3 separate regions of the Mus musculus genome follow, and all the other regions are linked to region 2. The links are chromatin loops, found by intact Hi-C in ENCODE. Cell type or tissue: heart. All regions are shown on one strand. Each heading gives the region's core, and the rest is flanking DNA. Links, peaks and the distances in the headings are about the cores only.

The links. Peaks named below come from ENCODE experiments on the same cell type or tissue, not always from the same donor. Only the 100,000 strongest peaks of a DNase experiment are listed, where the experiment ranks them.
Region 1: it touches region 2 in a loop (8-fold over the local background); 8 of 42 quality-filtered maps call a loop at or near these places.
Region 3: a loop joins it to region 2, with 2.6 times the contacts of the local background. A loop is called at or near these places in 12 of 42 quality-filtered maps.

Annotation. Positions count from the first base shown.
Region 1 is chr16:45,682,179-45,688,138 of GRCm38, reverse strand. It overlaps Tmprss7 (transmembrane serine protease 7), which reads left to right. Exons shown (of 18, transcript NM_172455.3): 3 at 1,698-1,828; 4 at 3,501-3,568; 5 at 4,537-4,730. Among named protein-coding and RNA genes, the nearest start is that of Tmprss7, 8.5 kb to the left of the region's middle. In heart, for the core only: a CTCF peak has its summit at 3,158; no DNase peak of the experiment used is centred there.
Region 2 is chr16:46,019,577-46,025,536 of GRCm38, reverse strand. Gm31198 (a long non-coding RNA gene) reads right to left here and starts at 3,341. Exons shown (of 3, transcript XR_384882.2): 1 at 3,299-3,341; 2 at 2,286-2,419; 3 at 1,114-1,233. In heart, for the core only: a CTCF peak has its summit at 2,792 (motif pointing right); no DNase peak of the experiment used is centred there.
Region 3 is chr16:45,971,930-45,977,889 of GRCm38, reverse strand. It overlaps Plcxd2 (phosphatidylinositol-specific phospholipase C, X domain containing 2), which reads left to right. Exons shown (of 4, transcript NM_001134480.1): 3 at 5,540-5,781. Among named protein-coding and RNA genes, the nearest start is that of Gm15638, 29 kb to the right of the region's middle. In heart, for the core only: a CTCF peak has its summit at 3,293 (motif pointing left); no DNase peak of the experiment used is centred there.

The DNA.
Region 1 (5,960 bases), core at 630-5,629, 340 kb after region 2:
TACATACTGATCAGAAAAAGATGTGGGAAATATAATGATAATGATGATGGTGATGTGATGATGATGATGATGGTGATAATGATGATGGTGATGGTGATGATAAGTAAAATATATACTTAAGAAGTGTCTCTCTGGAAAAACAAAACCAAAAGCAATTACTAATTTTAAGTGTGAGATTTAGTGGGGGCACTCTAAGAGTGAGGTAAGACAATCTACCAAACGCAATGGTCAAAGAATAACACAGAGAAGACAACCCCCTACTTTCCCAAACCCCAGGCTCTCTGCCTTTACCCCTTTTCCTCATCCTTCCATAGCCTTACTTCTTTGCTTTGGCCTAAGTGACCCCGACAGACCCCATAAGAGGGCTGACCTGCCACTCCTGTGGATTCCATCTTTAAAGCCAACCATCTTCTGTTTAGCTTCACCGGATGGGAGGCCTTATGTTGACCAGAAGATTTTCTTTCTCTATTTCTGCTACCCCTCTCTCTTTTTCTTCTCCACCAAATGTCTTGAGGTCAAAGGTAAATCAGGGACTTAACTATTTTGGAGGTTGAGATAAAACAGTGATTTGCCTTGCATTCCCTCAGAGCGCTTAAGACTGCTGCCCAGGGGTGACAGCCACAGGGAAGGGAGTTACAAAGCCTGTGAGAAGCCTGTCATGGAAGCACAGGACTACAATTCTAGCACTTAGGAGATGAAGGTGGGAAGATTGGAATTTCATGGACAGCCTGTGTTATCCTTGAGAGACTAGTCTTAAAAGACCAATGGATGGGAGGAGCATAGCCCAGTGGAGAGTGCTTAACTCCTACCTGCAGGGCCATGGTTCCCTGCATGGCAGTGAATGCAGGAATCAATAAATATATATCAATAAAATAAAACCATGTCCATAAGATGCTGCAGAGACAGGAGAGAGAAATTAGAAACGAAGAGGAGACTGTGATCCATTGCTATAGTGCTTGCCTACCACCTGTTCAACACCCAGCACTGTGAGGGAGGAGGTAGAGCAAGAGGGCTAGACTCCAATTCCCCCAGCCACCCTCTTTTTTCTCCTGGACCCTGAGCCCATGTAGATGCAGCCAGCCTTGCCTCTGTCCATCTGTCAGCAAAGTTCATGCCAAGAAACCTAGTCTTACAGTTCCCAGAGCAGATCTGAGTAGGAGTGACCCCACGCTGAGCTGAAGGCCATATTGGTAAGGATCAGGGCTCCATATGTTGGGTAGAGTAAGAAGCGTGGACTTATTGCTGCCTATTAGGTCCACAAGTCAGCCAGTAGCTCAGTGGAAGCTCCAAACAGTCAGGAGGTTTCTCCTCTCTTCCCCCACCATGCTGACTGTAGCCCAGCCTGAGGGTGCATGCCCCTTACCACTTTACAGCTTGCAGACATGGAACCCATGAGAGCTGTGTGTGTTATTAACCCGCTAGAGACACCAGAATAAACTCCAAGAAATGTAGCTTTTACCTTTGAATCTTGCCTTGAAGTATTTGCCAGTAGCAGATAAGCTGGGTAGATAAGAGCTAGGATGATTGGCTGCTGAAGGAAAAAAATGCCACTAGGTCTGTTCTTGAGTTTTACAGATTCTGATATGCGCTAAAGTACTTGTTTTGCCTAAGCTGAAATCGTTTTAGGAGACTCCTGCCAACGTGCATCAGACATCGCTTAGCTGTCCAACCTCCCCGCCTTCTCTCTTGTTTTTCAGGTAAGACAGAGAGCAAAGATGCTTTTTATTTTGTTGGAATGTTCCGCATCACCAACATTGAGTTCCTTCCTGAGTACCGGCAGAAGGAGTCTAGGGAATTTCTCTCCATGGCAAAGACAGTACAGCAAGTGGTAAGGACATGGGTGCAGGGGCAAGAGGGTGGGGACCACAGGAGCGGGGGTTGGAAGGGATGGGTTTCTTCAATGCCCTGGCTCACTGGGTTTAGGAAATAGAAGACAGGATGCAGAAAGAAAGCTGCTGGAAGGAAACATAAATTTTAGTTCATCTGTGCTTTAAGATACACGCGCCTTTTTTTTCTCTCTGTTCTGTCCATCTTCACTGTAAGACACAACCACATTCAGATAGCTCTTTCAACTTCTATTTTTCTCCTGTGTGAAATAAAGGATATCATGTGATCTTTAAAACAGCTTCCAGTTCTGAAGTTCAAACATACCCATTAATTTCTACATATTTATTTCAGCATCACCCTGGCCATCTCTTTATGTTTAAAAGAAATGTGCTTTTTATTCAAATAATGAATACTGTAAAATTACTAAATTTTGGAAGAGTATTAAAAGTAAATCATCAGTTTTCAATGTTATTTCCAGAGACAAAGCTCTTATTGTGCCCTACAACGGCATGAGGGCCCTGTGATATTGGAGTATTCTCAGTTGTTGTTATAGAGTGATGTTTTTCTCTTAGCATTGACTTTTAGACTTCCTATGCAAGCCAATGTTCTTTTAAAAGCAAGTGTTAATAGTCCCAAAGTTAACAAATCCCTTTTTATTGGACATTTAAGCTGTTCTCTAGTTATTTTTTTACATTATACATAATACAGAATCAACGCTGTCATGAATTATGCACAACTCTGCTCACTCCCACAGATGAGTCTCTAAAAGCATCTAGGAGAAAAGTCTATTCAGGGCTCCTGGCACAGAGGGACACTGGGAAAGCTTCTGCTAACTTGGACCTCTGCAGCAATGCAGAGGGTTGCCAATGACCTCACTGCAGCAAGAAATGAGGAGGGGTTTGAAAGTGACAGCCATGGTCAGGTCACTTCTTACTGACTGCCAAGAGCTACAGCTGGAAATCCTTCACCTCGCATATACCTGCAGCGATTATGCCTCAAATTATGGATATGATGCAGGCAGGGAGAATATAAACCAAACCAATGGAGGCCCAACAGGTTTAGGCAATGTATGTGTGTGTGGTGTGTGGTTACTTTAAACTTTATAATCGTTATATTATTTTCCACAATATTATAGAACTTTTAGGATTTGGGCATCTGGGTGGGTATTTTGAGAAGAGAATGAGTTTAGCTTTAGGAAAGCTAAGTGAAGACAAAGAGGGTAAGTTGAAGACAAAGAAGGTTAAGTTGACTGAAAAAGGTTTCCTTTGAGTTTTGGGTCAGCTGGTCTGGGGACAGTTGGCCCGACTGTGGGCACCACGCGCCGCCTTGTGGCTAATATTGGAACTTATCCTCGAGAATAAGCAGATCTGAAGCTATAGATAAAATGAGTTTGATTTTTTTTTTTAAAACCACGGAGAAAACTAATAAAAGGAATTGAAAGAACCCAGAAGTTAAACTCGATGACAGACTTTAAACAGAAAAAATGGGTAAGAATAACTGACAATTCTAAGAACTGCTTCAGAAGTAAGGACTGAATTAAAACCAAGAGATACTGTCTGGGTTTGGAGTTAGAAGCCTTCTGTTTGAAGCCTGCTTTCCCCTCTACTAGCTGTTGGAGTGTGGCCCTAAGAAAAACAAGCTTGAAAGAATTAAGTTAATCTCTTTATTTTCAGGTAAACCTTGTTTATACAACATCTGCTTTCTCCAAATTTTATAAGCAGTCTGTGGTTGCAGACGTCAGGTAATGTATGCCCCTGCTTCAGGAATTCTTACCATTCTTGCAATAAAATCCCCAACTCAGAGATAATTTGTTGGTGGTGAATACCCCCTTTAGCAAAACTAATGACCCAACTCTCAGCTGGGCTGTCACACCAAGTTTGTTTTAAATTTACCACGTCTGCCTTTCTCCACCTAGATGTAATCCCAATTCCAGCCATGCTAGGGAAAATGTTCACAAACATGGACACCATGGTGGGTGGATGATAGATACAGGAATAAGGCACAGGCCACTACTTTCCAAAACACGTTCAGTGAAAAACTGGCCACTAGGTATTGTCTGAGAAGAAAAAAGAATCTCATGGTAAAATAATATTTATTTAGGAAAAATTGTGCTCTGTCTACTACAGCCACATGTCTCCACCCCCAGTATAGCTGCAGAGACTCATAATCTCCAGGAGTATAGTAAAGGTATTGAGACACCTTCGAGGGAATCAAACTACTTGTTTTCCTTAACTTGCATTCCCAAAGTTATTTACTGCAGAGCACTGTCATATTGAAAAGAAAATTGGACTCTGTTTTTAGATCCACTTCATATTGGCTGTGTGATATTTGTACTATACTTGTCCACAATTTTCTCATCTGCAGAAGTGGAATGTTAATAGGTCAATTGCATGAAGCAGATTTAACACTGGGTGGAGACACTGAATTGGGTAGTAACTTCTGGTTGGATACCCTTAGGGGAATCTCTGTGGAGATGCAGCTGTGCAGTAATGTTTCCAGATTTGAATCCCACACAATGATTAGATCACACATAGCATGGGTTTTCTCTTTCAAATCCTTACAGCAGGTTGAAAGACAACCTACGGAAGGGCATTAGGTTCATTTGAAACGTGTGCTCAGTGACCTTGAATCTGTCAGTTTCTATGGTCCTGGGCATGTCTGCATTCTATAATGTAGCCTTGAACATTTCTTTCTCTCTTTTTACTATAGCAGTAACAACAAAGGCGGTCTCCTGGTCCACTTTTGGATTGTGTTTGTTATGCCACATGCCAAGGGCCACATCTTCTGTGAGGAGTGTGTGGCGGCCATCTTGAAGGACTCCATTCAAACCAGTATCATAAACCGCACTTCTGTGGGGAGCTTGCAGGGTCTGGCTGTGGATATGGACTCTGTGGTATTAAATGGTGATTGTTGGGTAATTCTCCTTTAAGCATTCTTCAACATCACGTCTGATACTCACATTATCACTGTTAACATCGTAGTAGAGACTCTCACGATCCCAGGAGTAGAGGATTAGCTGGACTTTGGAGCTATTGCTGCTGAAGGGGCTTCTTTAATGCTATACCCAGTATGACTGAAAAGTAGAATTGTGCACAAATAGATGCAAAATTATATTTAGTAAAACGTGCCCTTTCATTCAGTTATTAAGCTGAGGCACGTTCAGAGTATGTCCCTAAGGAAGAAAATGCTAGAGTAGAAGAATTTTACTGAGGTTTAGCTTATTTTCCTTGCTGTCCTCTTATTGTTGGGGACAGAACGTTGAGTTTGGTCTCTGGACAAAGTGACAGGTATTAAAAGGCTTTCCTAGGCAAAGCAAAGGAGGAGAATAAGAGAAAGGTCACGTGAGTGTTCAATGATGGGGAGGGACTGCATAGCATGAAAAGACGAGGTGAGCACACAAGGGTGGGGGAGGCGAAGTGGCAGTCATGAGGGTTTTATTACAATTATATTTTTATTTGTGTGTGTGTGTACATACTATGGCACATGTGTGTAAGTCAACTTGTGGGAACTGATTCTCTCCTATTCTGTAAGGGTTAAGGTCAGGTCACCAGGATTGCCATCAAGAGCCTTCATCTGCTGAGCCACTTTGGTGGCTCCTGGGTCTTTGTATATTGAGCCTTTGGAGGTTAAGGTGGGGTCAAGGTGACACAGACTTTTGTGTGTGAAAACGAGCCCACACATGTGAGAATAAAATCCCATTTTTTAAAGTTTTTACACATTTGTGTTTAGTGTGGAATATACTGCCATAAAAGTGTGTTATACACCTCTCCAGGTGCAAGTGATGGGCCAGGTGCCTGCCTTTTGCCCTGAAAGGTCTAGTGTTGTTTCTGGAAGATCACGTTGCAGTAGCTTGTAGCAGGACACACATATGGCCTAAGAATTAAGATGTGTATTTGGACAGGGAGAAAATAGATAACCAAACATTATTATCTTTTTTGCCTCATTGAACTAAGGAGAAAAATATGTGAATGCACTGTATTTGCAGTTATTTATTTATTTATTTATTTATAACTTTGTGGTGAGTTAGAAGCTGGTCAGAGGTTTCCTACTATTGCACAAAGTCCACCATTTGAAATCTGCCTCCCCAGCCCTATTCTCTAATGCCTTGCCTACACCAGTGCTCCCAAACAGCC
Region 2 (5,960 bases), core at 387-5,386:
ACAGAGAGAGGAAGAGAGACAGACACACACACACACACACAGAGAGAGAGAGAGAGAGAGAGAGAGAGAGAGAGAGAGAGAGAGAGAGAGAACAGTGGAAGCTGCCTGCAGTTCAGAGCACCTACAAGTACCCAAGTGGAGCTAGGAACAGGCTCTGTAGTCACTTTCCCTTCTCCTCCTAGAGACTGTCTTAGTCACTGTGTTCTATTGCTGTAAAGAGACACCATGACCATTGTAACCCTTATAAAAGAAGCATTTAGTTGGAACTTGCTTAGAGTTTCAGAGGGGAGTCTAATATCATCATGGGAAGCTTGGTGGCAGACAGACAGACATGGTGCTGGAGAAGTAGCTGAGAGCCACATCCTGCTCCATTGCTAAGGACCAGCCTTGGCTTGGTTGGGGATTCTGAGAGAAGGGGTATCTGGGAGTGGCCAAAACAAATCAAAGTCTAATTGTGAGTCCAAGTTGATGGCCAGACCTCTGCTGGAGTCAACTTTCTAGCGTGTTTTCTCTCTGTTCTGCATTCTTTCTGATTTGCTTTCTCTAGAAATCTCTAGACAGCTCTGTCTCTATCTATGTTCTGCTTGAGACAGTTCTCCAAGAAGTTCTCTCTTGATATTCTAAAACCTTTTTTCTGGAGAGCTCATCTCCTGCAGATCATAAACCCAGTTTTTTTTTATTTTGCATACCAATCCAGTCATTTATTTCAGGTTACCTTTTAATTATCCTAAGAATCGGAATCTGGCGACCCTAGCCCATTAGTTCTTAGGAGACAGCAAGCAACTATTCTCTTTCAACGTTGCAAAAGAATTCAGAGACCGTCCTGCTTCTATTAAGCACAGACTATAAGCTAGATCATAGGACCCTGTCCTGAAATTACCATTTCTTTCAAACCTGAGCCTGGACTCATTGTTTCCCAGGCTGACCTTGAACTCAGGAATCTGCCTGCCTTAGTATCTTTCTGACAAGCTGGCTCCTAGTGTAGTTACCTCTGTTCCTTTAGAGTCATAAAGCCCCTCGTAATTCATATCACATCCTTATGTATAGTTGAGAAGTTATATATTTTCAAACTCACCATTTTAGAGTTCTTGTCCACAGCCTTAAGGGCTGTCCTGAAGGTCCCAGCATTTACCATTTTGCTGAGACATTAGCCACACCTTCATCTCCTGGACTCGTCCAGACTGATTCTGGACTCAGATCATGACGTCATTAACATTAACAGGGAGCACATTCCTTGAAGGAAAAATATAAAGATATATACATTGTTATACAAACAAGCTTTATGTCCATGGTAGTCATTCACACTCATGGAAGCCCACACCACTGGCCCTGTCCGAGGGGCAGGAATCATATCATCCTGTCCCCATCAAGACTATGTTGGACTCAGAAAGTCTCATCCATAGGCAGTAGGCAGAGAGAGACACTGAGCCTGGGTTGGGCTTTGAAACCACAAAGTCCACATCGAGTAACACACTTCCTCCCACAGAGCAACACCTTCTAATCCTTCTTAAGTAGCGCCACTGCCTTATGACTACGCATTCAACCCTAGGATCCTATGGGGGCCATTCTTACTTAAACCACCACAAGACCTCTTTCCATCACCTGAACCTTTGGGGTATAGGGCTTGACCATTATTTATTTATGCAATAAATACTTGAAGTGCAGTGGCTGGGACTGCAGGTCAATTGAGTGCTTGTGTCGTGTGCATGAAGCCTGGACTCAATCTCCAGCACTTGATAGACCCCTTTAATCCCACCACTTGGAAACTGGAAGCAGGATAATAAGAAGTTTAAAGTGATTCTCAGCTATATATTGAGGCCAGCCTGAGATACGTGAGATCCAGTCTTAAATAAATAAAGAAGTCAATAAATAGGTAATAAATACTTAACGTGTATCTATACTCTATTCTACGGAAATGAAACTTTTGTTTGCCATTGCTGCTTTGGTATAAAAATGAATTTACTTGTTCTTAAATATGTATTTTACCTATTTGTATCTCTGTCCCTCTGTATATATGGTGATAAGAGGTTAAAACCAGAAGCAGGTGTTAGATATCTTGGAGCTGGAGTTACAGGCATGTCAGCTGCCACATGTGGGTTCGGGGAACCCGAGTTTAGTCCTCAGAAATCACACAGTGGAAGGAGAGAACTGACTCCAACAAGTTGTCCTCTGACCTCCACACGCACACACACTGTGGCACACCCCACCCCATCCCCCCTATACAGACACATGAAAGCAAGACATTCTATTAACAACAACAACAATAACAACAAGAGTGAACTCACTCATTCTGTCCTGAGGAAGCTGCCTTTGCACGTCTCAGCATCACTAGCATAGGGGTGAGACCTGGACAAGTGTTCCATAGAAACGTGATGGGAGTGAATGCTAGGAGAATGATTGACTGGGAAGAGACAAGTTCCTGGTGGAATAAATAATTAACAGGAATGTAGATGTGTCTCACCTGGGTAAGCTGAGCTCTGCTACTTTTGAGTGGATTAACAATTGCTTGTTCTGTCTTCCTACCTTTTTATTTTTGGTTTTGTTTTCCCAAGTAAGAATTTGTTTGGTTTTTTACAAACACAGTCGCAAATGTTTAGGACACAAAAATCCCCAGGAAAGTTTACTTAGAGGATGGGAAGTACTATGCCCCAGAGGATCTGAACAGGCTTGGCTTCTGAGCCAGGAACCAACAGGAAACATCCCCCTAGTGCTGGCTCCCTGGTGCTGGCTCCAGGTTTAGACCTGTTGGGGTATTTGGAAACTGCATGGCAATCTTTATGTGTGAAGTGAGGCTTCAGTACCAGCAGGTGGCTCCCTAGCATCTGAAATCACAGTTTTTGCCCAAGTGCTAAGGGCTTTCAAGCGTGAGATGTTGGGTGGGTCTGGCTAACAGGGATAAGACAGGATAGGAGGAAGAAGACAAGATATGAAAACAAACGTTACCACCATCAATATGGGGGAATCTCCTTTAGAGTATTCTGTAGTAACACTCTGTTATTGCTAAAGGAAATGCTCTATGAAACGAAAACTTGTTATGCCAGACACATTTGAAGAATACAAAAGCTCAAAGTCTCTGATTGGCTACCGAGCTTACAAATGTAGCCAGCCACTGGCACATCTGGCTCTGTCTGCGGTCACAATGGTGGACCACAAACACAGGGTGGGCATGTGGTAAGAGCCTATGACTATTTCCTGCCTAAGACACTGCTATCTTACCCCAAGTGTACAGCCAGCCCTGGTGGAATCAGGGGCTGAGTCACAGTAACAATCAAGCAATTTTTTGGGGGGGGGTCCAGACCTGATAACAAAATAAGTGGACCAAACACCATTCCTCTGCCTCATGGTCAGGCATGTGTGTGTTCCTGTATACTTCTGTGCTTTCTTTTCTCCTCCTAAGGTCCACCGCTGCTACGGTGCTGACATTCTTCCTAGAGGTAATTGCTGCTGCCTGTATGTCCCCAGCACCACTCCAGTTAGATACTCGGGTCTCCATTACACAGGAGATTTTGCTGTTCCTTTGAACGAGAGGGAGAAAGTTGGAAATGACTTGGAATAAACTTTATTGAGGTGGCAATGACAAAACAACAACAAACGAGTTGATACTACATCCTAGCTCCTCATTTCAGTATCTTATCCTCTCCCCACCTTCACAGAGGGAAAATACATATATGAAGTGGGGGAGGGAGGAAGGGACAGACAGACAGATTGACTGTCTGAGACACACACACACACACACACACACACACACACAGAGAGAGAGAGAGAGAGAGAGAGAGAGAGAGAGCACTGTAGAACCCAGAGTCTCACATAGCCTCCTCACTCATTGCAAGCAATAACTCTGGACTGGACATACCTGGATCCCGATTCTGTTTGAAATCTATACTTTTTTTCCATCCTAGCACAAAGCCTGAGTAAGCTATGGTATCTTTTACCCAGGAAGCCAAAGACAGCCCCAATACCACTAGGACAGTATATTTTCTCTAAGAATCTTTGAATGCTTTCAGTTATGTAAGACTCAGGCTAGGTATCCTGCCAAGCAGACTTAGCTGAATGGTAAGCCATTTAGGCAGCTGCCCTGGAGCGCTCATGCATCATTTATAGCCTGAATTCAAACCAAACAAACACACTGGCTTCAGAATCTAGATTCTTTACAATATATAGTGTAGCCTTTAAGGAGGGGCCAAGTGCTATGGTCACCTTCTCAGGTCTCCATTAAGTTCCTTACTCAAGTCTGGAGAGAACATTGCAGAGAACAAAATCTGTAGATGGAATCTGTAGGGTAGGAACAGGCTTGGCCTATAAAAGATTGACGATGCTTTAAAGTATTGGAATATAATTTAAGAGGTTGTCTGGCTGCCCACCCAGGTCCTAGAATTACAGGTTCTTGGAAGAAATGAGTAGGGCAAGCAGCAGAGTTAAGGAAGCCCGTGTGTTTGCTGCCAAGCTCTCCCACTTATTTTTGCTTAGATAGTTGTTTTCAATCATTTCCCTAAACGATTTTTTTCATTATTTACCAGTCTGCTACAGTAATCATTCTACTATACCGTGTAATTTTATTTCCCTTCGTTCTAAAAACTCACAACAGTTTCTTTCATCTGAAGAAAAGGGCAAACTCTTTAATGCGCTTTGGTGGTAAACAAGCCTTGCCTGATTTATGATAATGATAGGTGACACAGAGTGGGGAGCCCTCGGGTCATAGTGACGAGCCTTGGAGACACAACTCTGCTCCCAAGGAACTGGGAGGTATTCACCCTCCAAGCAGCAAAAGTCTGAGGTCCTTAGGCTGTTGTGAAGGTTAACTGAAAGTCCTAGGGTTGTGTGTCCATTCATTCTCACGTGCTATTCCGCTGTGACTTTCTTCTAAAACTCCATGTCCTGGCTTTGCTTATGTTTTCTCCACTGGACCTGTCTTTCTACTCTACCCCACCCCCACTTTCCAGGAGCAGCTCTTCTTAGAACCCAACTTCTTCCTTGAATGCCTCCTATGTCCTTTGCCCCTTCCTTCCTCTCATTCTATAACCTCTTTTCTTTGTCCTCAAAAGTCTAACAATACACCATTTTTTGTTTGTTTTTTTCTTTCTCTCTGTCTCTCTGTGTGCATGTCTCTCTGTCTCTGTCTCTGTCTCTCTCTCTTGTTTTCTTTTTGTCTACTAATTATGCACTATCTGGGAGCTATTTAGCTTTCTCTCTATTCCTGCAATCTGTCAGAATGATTTGGACATAGTAAGCACTCCAGTTAGTAGTAATTATTCATTAGCATTAACCTACTTTCACCTTTTGTTTCTCCTACTAGGCTCCTGTCCCCTCGACAACTTTGACTACATAGAATCACTAAAACATTAACTACTCAACTTCTGAATACTAGTTTTTTAGTCTAAAAGTTATGTTTCTATGTCTATCATCTAGTTTTCCTTGTCATTGTTGTTGAGCAACAGAGTCTCTCAAGTTATAGACCTTCGTGACCTGGAACTCACTATCTAGCCTACATCGGCCTTAAACTCTTGGTCCTACTGACTCAGCCACCCAAGTGGAAGATTACAGGCATAATCCACTGCGTAGAGATCATTGGTGCTTCCTTAACATTCCTTGTGAGGCAGGCTAGAACAACCTGGGAGGGGAACGAGTCTGCTTCCTATGCTTGTTACTGGGAATCAAGCATGGGGAGCCAGACCAACCCAAGACTTTCTCAGAGGCTCTCATGAAAGGACAAAAGGAACTTTACTTCTGTGCCCTTGCCCAGGAACAGCCTTGGCAGGGCTGTCTGATGAGAGAGATAGCACCTCATTGGCATCAAGGTTGCAGCTTCTGGGGACCTGACTGTTTCCCCTAGGCTACTGCTATTTCTTATTTCTTATCACCCCTGCCTCTCCCAATCAACACCTTAGCATTCAGGGCCCTTATTCCTACTGGTTCAGGATAATCAGGAAAACTTCCCAAGCTGGATGTGGTGGCCATACCTG
Region 3 (5,960 bases), core at 456-5,455, 48 kb after region 2:
GGCGCATGCTCAGCAAAAACACAGGCCTTAAATGCCAAGGCGTGCTGGTAGCAAATGAGAGCTTTGAGAAAGGACAGCCTCTGACTTCAACTTAATCCAAGAAAAACAAAAAGGGTACATTTATTCAGAGTTGTTCCTACCCCATTAAGTACATTGAGAAAAATGTCTTTAAAAAATGTCCTTACACATGCAAGGCAAACAGCTCTCCCACTGTTCCACATCCCTGGCCCTAAGAAAAACTTACTAAAGTAGTATTTTCAGGGACCAGAGCGGTGTCTAAGCAGTTAAAAGCACTTGCTTTACAATGATAATGATAGATGTTCTGGTCCCAGCATCAACAAAACAAGTGAAATGTCCCCTACAAGTGACCATAACTTCAGGTCTGTGTGGGGGTGTAGACAGGTGGGTCACTGGACACTTCCAGATTAGCGAAGAAATTGTGAGCCTCGAGTTCAGAGAGAGACTGCCTCAAATGAATAGATGAAGAGAAATAGTGGACGCTGGTGTTCTCATCTGGCCTCAGTGTGCATTCAAGGCTCACATGTACTTACACTCATAGGTGTGCATGCATATGCACACACACACACACACACACACACACACACATACGTACTTACACTCATAGGTGTGCATGCATATGCACACACACACACACACACACACACACAAACAAATAAATAAATAATAAAAAATTAAAAACAAACATTTAACTCTAGGAGGAACTTCATGTTTAAAAGGAGCTCAGTTATTTATCTTAAAATATTTGTTGAGTACCAAGTATAAGTGATATTTTCTCAAGTATGTATCACATCTCTTCTCCCACACCTAAGTATAATACTGGTCAGACTCACAGGTCTAATTTAGTTTAATCTACTTAGTTATTTGTTGTGGGGGTCATGCTTTATTATAGCCCAGGCTTGCCTGGAACTCTTTAAATGCCAACTCAGTTTTACTAAGCCACCAGAATCAGATGAACTGTTTGATCTTCTCAACAACACTAGGAGATAGGCATTTGATATTGCCCCCTCCCCCCACTTTGCAGATGGGAAAATTGAGGAATGGAGATACTGCAGCAGCTTGCCAAGAAAGCCCTGTGAGTGAGAGTGTGCGTCAGGGTTCCCTCATTGGCTAGTTTCTCTCTAGTATTCCCATAGGCCTTGATGACTGTCACAACTGCCTTCCTGTGTTCTGAAATAAAAACACTTTCATTTCACTAAGAATATTCAAAGACTGATCATAAGTGTGACACTGTTCCAGCATGGGGCCATTGACTCATGGCTCTCCTTGAGTGCTCCTGTGTCAGCTGTTAAAGAGACATTAGTTGGGGATACTTTATTTTCAACAGGCCTCATTGTTCCCATTGAGAAAAGGGGACGGCATTTGAATGAGGGGGTAAGGTAAGGTTAAATATGAGGTCAGTAACATTGTGTAATTTGGTACACAGGTAAAATTCTGCATGGTTGACAGATTGCACAAAAAAAACAAAAAAAAAACAGGCAGATCCCTGGAAGTCATTGGCCACCCAGTCTGGCTAAATAGAACTTTAGATTCACCAAGAGACTGTATCTCAAAAAGTAATGGTTCTGGGAACAGAAGAGGATCCAGAAAGTTAAGGAACTTGCTGCCAACCAAGTGACAACCACAACAACATGAATTCGAGCCTCAGGACCCACTGGGAGGAAATAGAGAATTGAACCCAGGTGCTGTTCTCTGACCTCTACTTAAAAGGAGGTGGGAAGCTATGAAGGGAAGATACCCAAGGTCAACCTCGAGCTAGCCTCCACACATGTGCACAGGGGCGCACCTGCACCTACATGCACATATGAACACACCCTCACTAACAAGTACACATACACACAACACACACACTCATATACACACACATGCTTACACACCCACATGCACAGGCTAATTTAGCAGCAGCGTTATCCACTATAGATAGTCCTATGGTTATGGAGGAAAGAGACTGGAATGATATATTGAAAAGAGAAAGTATCCCCAACTTAATGTCACTTTAAGAGCTGGAACAGGAGCACTCAAGGAGAGCCACCAGTCATTGCCCCATGCTGGGGCAGTGTCACACTTGTGATCAGGCTTTGAATATTCATTATGTGATGAGTTGCCGTGAAATCTCCCCAACCCCTCGTACCCTCTCCCCCAGTGTTTTATTACTGGAATTTAGTATCAGGAAGTACTCTACCACCAGTCACATTTCATTTACTCACCATGTAATTATATCACAGCTCACAGATTATAGATGCATACCCTAGAGACAAGGCTTAAAGGGTACAATAAATTGGAGGATTTAGCCTACAGTTTGGAAATATTTGAGATCTAAATGAGAAAGTAGGAAATCTATAACCCACCAGGCCATGGTGGCACATAACTCTCCCCCCTTTTATTTATTTATTTATTTATTCCCTATACATACATATCACACACCTCCTCACCTCCCAGTCCCACCCTCACACAGCCCCTCCCCCATCCCTCACTGCCCTTCATCTCTGAGAAGGGTGAGGTCCCCTTTGGGTACCAACACAAACTGAGATCTCAAGTCATTACAGGACTAGGTCAATTTTCGCCCACTGAAGTCAACTAAGACAGCCCAGTTAGAACAACAGGAACCACAGATACACATCTTTAGTCCCAGGACTCAGGAGAAAGAAGTAGGCAAGTCTCTTAAGTTTAAGGTCATCTTGGTTCAACCCCTCGAACCCATAGTAGAAGTTGAGAACCAACTCCTGAAAGTTATATTCTTATGTCCACGCCCCTGCAAACAACAAGAAGAAGAATTAATAGAAATAATATATCAACATAATGTAATAATCAACAACACGATTAGTATGCAATCGTAAGATAAGATCAAGCCTGGTGTCCTACATGGTATGAAGAAAGGAGTTTTATAATCCATTGAGAAGTGGAGCACACCATGAGCTGGCACCCCAGAGACCCCAGTAAAGGAACCATCACAGTATGAAGAGATCGCCTGAGGGACTGTTCTTAAAAGAAATGGGATTTTTTTCATCTTAGTGTCAAGAGGAAAACTGAACATGAACTGCTGAACTGGACTGGAGATATTTCAGGGCAAAGTGGCACAAGGGGATGGGGAAGGAGATGCTCTACACAGGCTGGGTGAGAGTCTCTACACCTGTGTTTTATAAGCAGAGATTCCCCAATAACCCTCAGATCAGACTCTCCAAGAAGACCAAGGGGGAAAGAACAGAAAGCGCCTCTCGTGTGATATGTACTCATTACACATTTTCTGAGGCAGAATAAAGTTGAGTACTGCCCTCTAGTGTGTGGACGCACAGCCTGGAGGCAGGTGTCTTGGGTACCACCTGCTAAGCCTGTCACAGGGTTGCTGGGCTTCCTGCCCACCCCACCCCCAGCTCCCCAACCTTGCTGCCCAGGGCAGCTCTCTTTCGGGCTTCACCCTTCCAACCTAACCAGTTTCAGTGCCAGCAGGAAGTCTTTGGGTCTCCCCAGCAATCTGCTTACAGTGAGCCTGTGATTAACCTCATTAACGCCTGTGTTTACCACCGTCACCATCAGAGCTCAGCATTACTCAGAACCCCTAAGAACCAGGAGGGTAGACATTACTCCATTGGCAGCCCCTGCCTCTGGGCATTCACCAGGTCTGGCGCCTTCATCATCACCTGAACACACTGGAAATGGAATGAACATATAGAATCCCACCCCCATCCTGAGTGCCTGAAAGGTTACTCAGAAGATTACAGTCCACATGGTAAATGTGAGCCAGGCATTCCTCTCGGAAGAGTTCACCCGTGCCCCTAAGGGGAAAACTACAGCTCTCCTAGAAAACCACACAACAGAGCTCAGAACTGGGGCAACCAGAATAGCAATCCTCTGGCCCCCAGCTGCCTCCCAGAAACTAATTAATGCTGTGGCTATAGCTTGCTAATTATTTTCAGAATTACTGGCCCCACTGGAGGCTCGTGGCCTTTACCAGGTCTTCCCTGGTACTGGTGGCACATTGCTCCCCTCTCCTGGGATGGGTAACTCTTTCATCAGAGTCAGTGCATACAATTGAAAAATCTATTCACTCTCAAATAAGTTCTCACTGTTTATCTAAACTCCGAGAGCTATGGCTACTCCAAGTGTCAATGTCATGAGCACTGGAAACATGATTTCTGAACCAGACTGGATTCAGCCTGATACTCTGAGACTTCCCAGGGACTGTGTGAGGACAGAATGTAATGAGGCTGTGTCTGGTTGGTTAAAAAAAAATAACCACAATTAAAAACTACATCTCTTCAACTCACCTTGAATAAGCACCAGTCATATACACTGCCAGTAGGATCTTGTTTCTGCAGGGTTGACCCTGCCTGTCAAGTTTCCTCAAGGATGTAGCCTGGTCACGTTCTCTGCAGATTGCCTTAAAATATGTTCATGCTTCTCACTAACTCCTAGTTAATGGAGCTTATTAGACCCTATCAAAATCATTTAATGTATTTATCATAAGGCTTCTACATTAATTTCTTACAAATATGTTCGTTATCCAAATAGGCATAGTCCTTTATTTCTTATCAGTTTCCTTTATAATCTTGTCCATTTTGTGCATTTATTAAAGAAATATCTGTGAGAAGTTGGTCAATGGCCTTATCATGTGCATGACCAACAAGGTAATACCCTCTGAGTGAGACAGCAAGTTCTCAGTAACTCTTTGTTTCTTTACTTTTTAAAAATAATATATAGGGCCAAGGAGGTGGCTCAGTGGGTAAGGCACACTACCATAACCTAGGTCCCATTTGCTTGAAGGTGAGAACTAACTCCCCAAAAGCTGTGTTCTGACTACTACGCATGTTCTGCAACAGTTTGTGTACCACTGCATCTCTCTGCCATTGTACTAAATAAATAAATAAATAAATAAATAAATACATGTGATAAAAAAAAACATTATCTAGGCAAAACACAGTTCTCACCTCAAAGAGAATAAGAAATAGTTTGTTATTGAGCCAAATAGGAATGGGATGGGAACAGAGACTCAGGTTGCCTGGAACAACTTATGTATTTGATTAGCCAAGAAACTAAAGAAAGCCCTAAGACAAGACATTTCTTAACATTAGTAGAGACCACAAGTAGGCAGGGTATAGCAAGAGAAGTCATTACAGGTTTAGGATGCAGCCTATGGACATTTCTGTTCTTGGAAGCTGGTGATCTGCTCTGAATACATGACAAAGGCTTTAACCTGATAGTTAAAAGGATGTCAGGTCAGGCACAGGTGTGAACAATGAATGGCTATTGAAAGGAGCAAGGCTAGCCTAAGATAGTTTGACTGTAGACTCCAACCTTCTTACGTTCCACAGTCATGAAGTTCTAATCTGTCGTTTAGCCATGTAAAACCTTGCACAGAGATAAGGCTCCCCGACACACACACACACACACACACACACACACACCTCCCAGTTTTTGTGAACAATTCTGCTACTTCTGAGCATGTTTGTCCACCTCTCTCTCTCACTGTTCAACTACTCAGCTTTTAAATGCTTCTGTCCTTTTTCTGCTCTGAACATTTTAGGTTCTCATTTTCTACCACTGTCCCTTCTACAAGCAATACCCATTCCTGTGGCCAGGGAAGAAGATTCCGGCACCCTGGGCAAACACCACGAGTGTGCAGAAACTGATCCTCTTCTTGGAGACCACCCTGAGTGAGCGAGCTCCACGTGGGGCCTTCCATGTCTCCCAGGCCATCCTCACGCCAAGAGTGAAGACTATTGCTCGAGGCCTGGTGGGGGGCCTCAAGAACACACTAGTTCACAGGTAAGAGGTGGCTCCTACCCCACGGGTAGGGTTTGTCTTATTGTTTCATTGGTGGTGGTAGCTGGTTGATTGTTTGGTTTGGTTTGGTTGATTGGTTGGGTGGTTGAGTTGATTGGTTGATTAGTTGACATTTTTGTACAGTTTCGACTGGCCTTGAACTCACAATCTTCCTGTCTTTG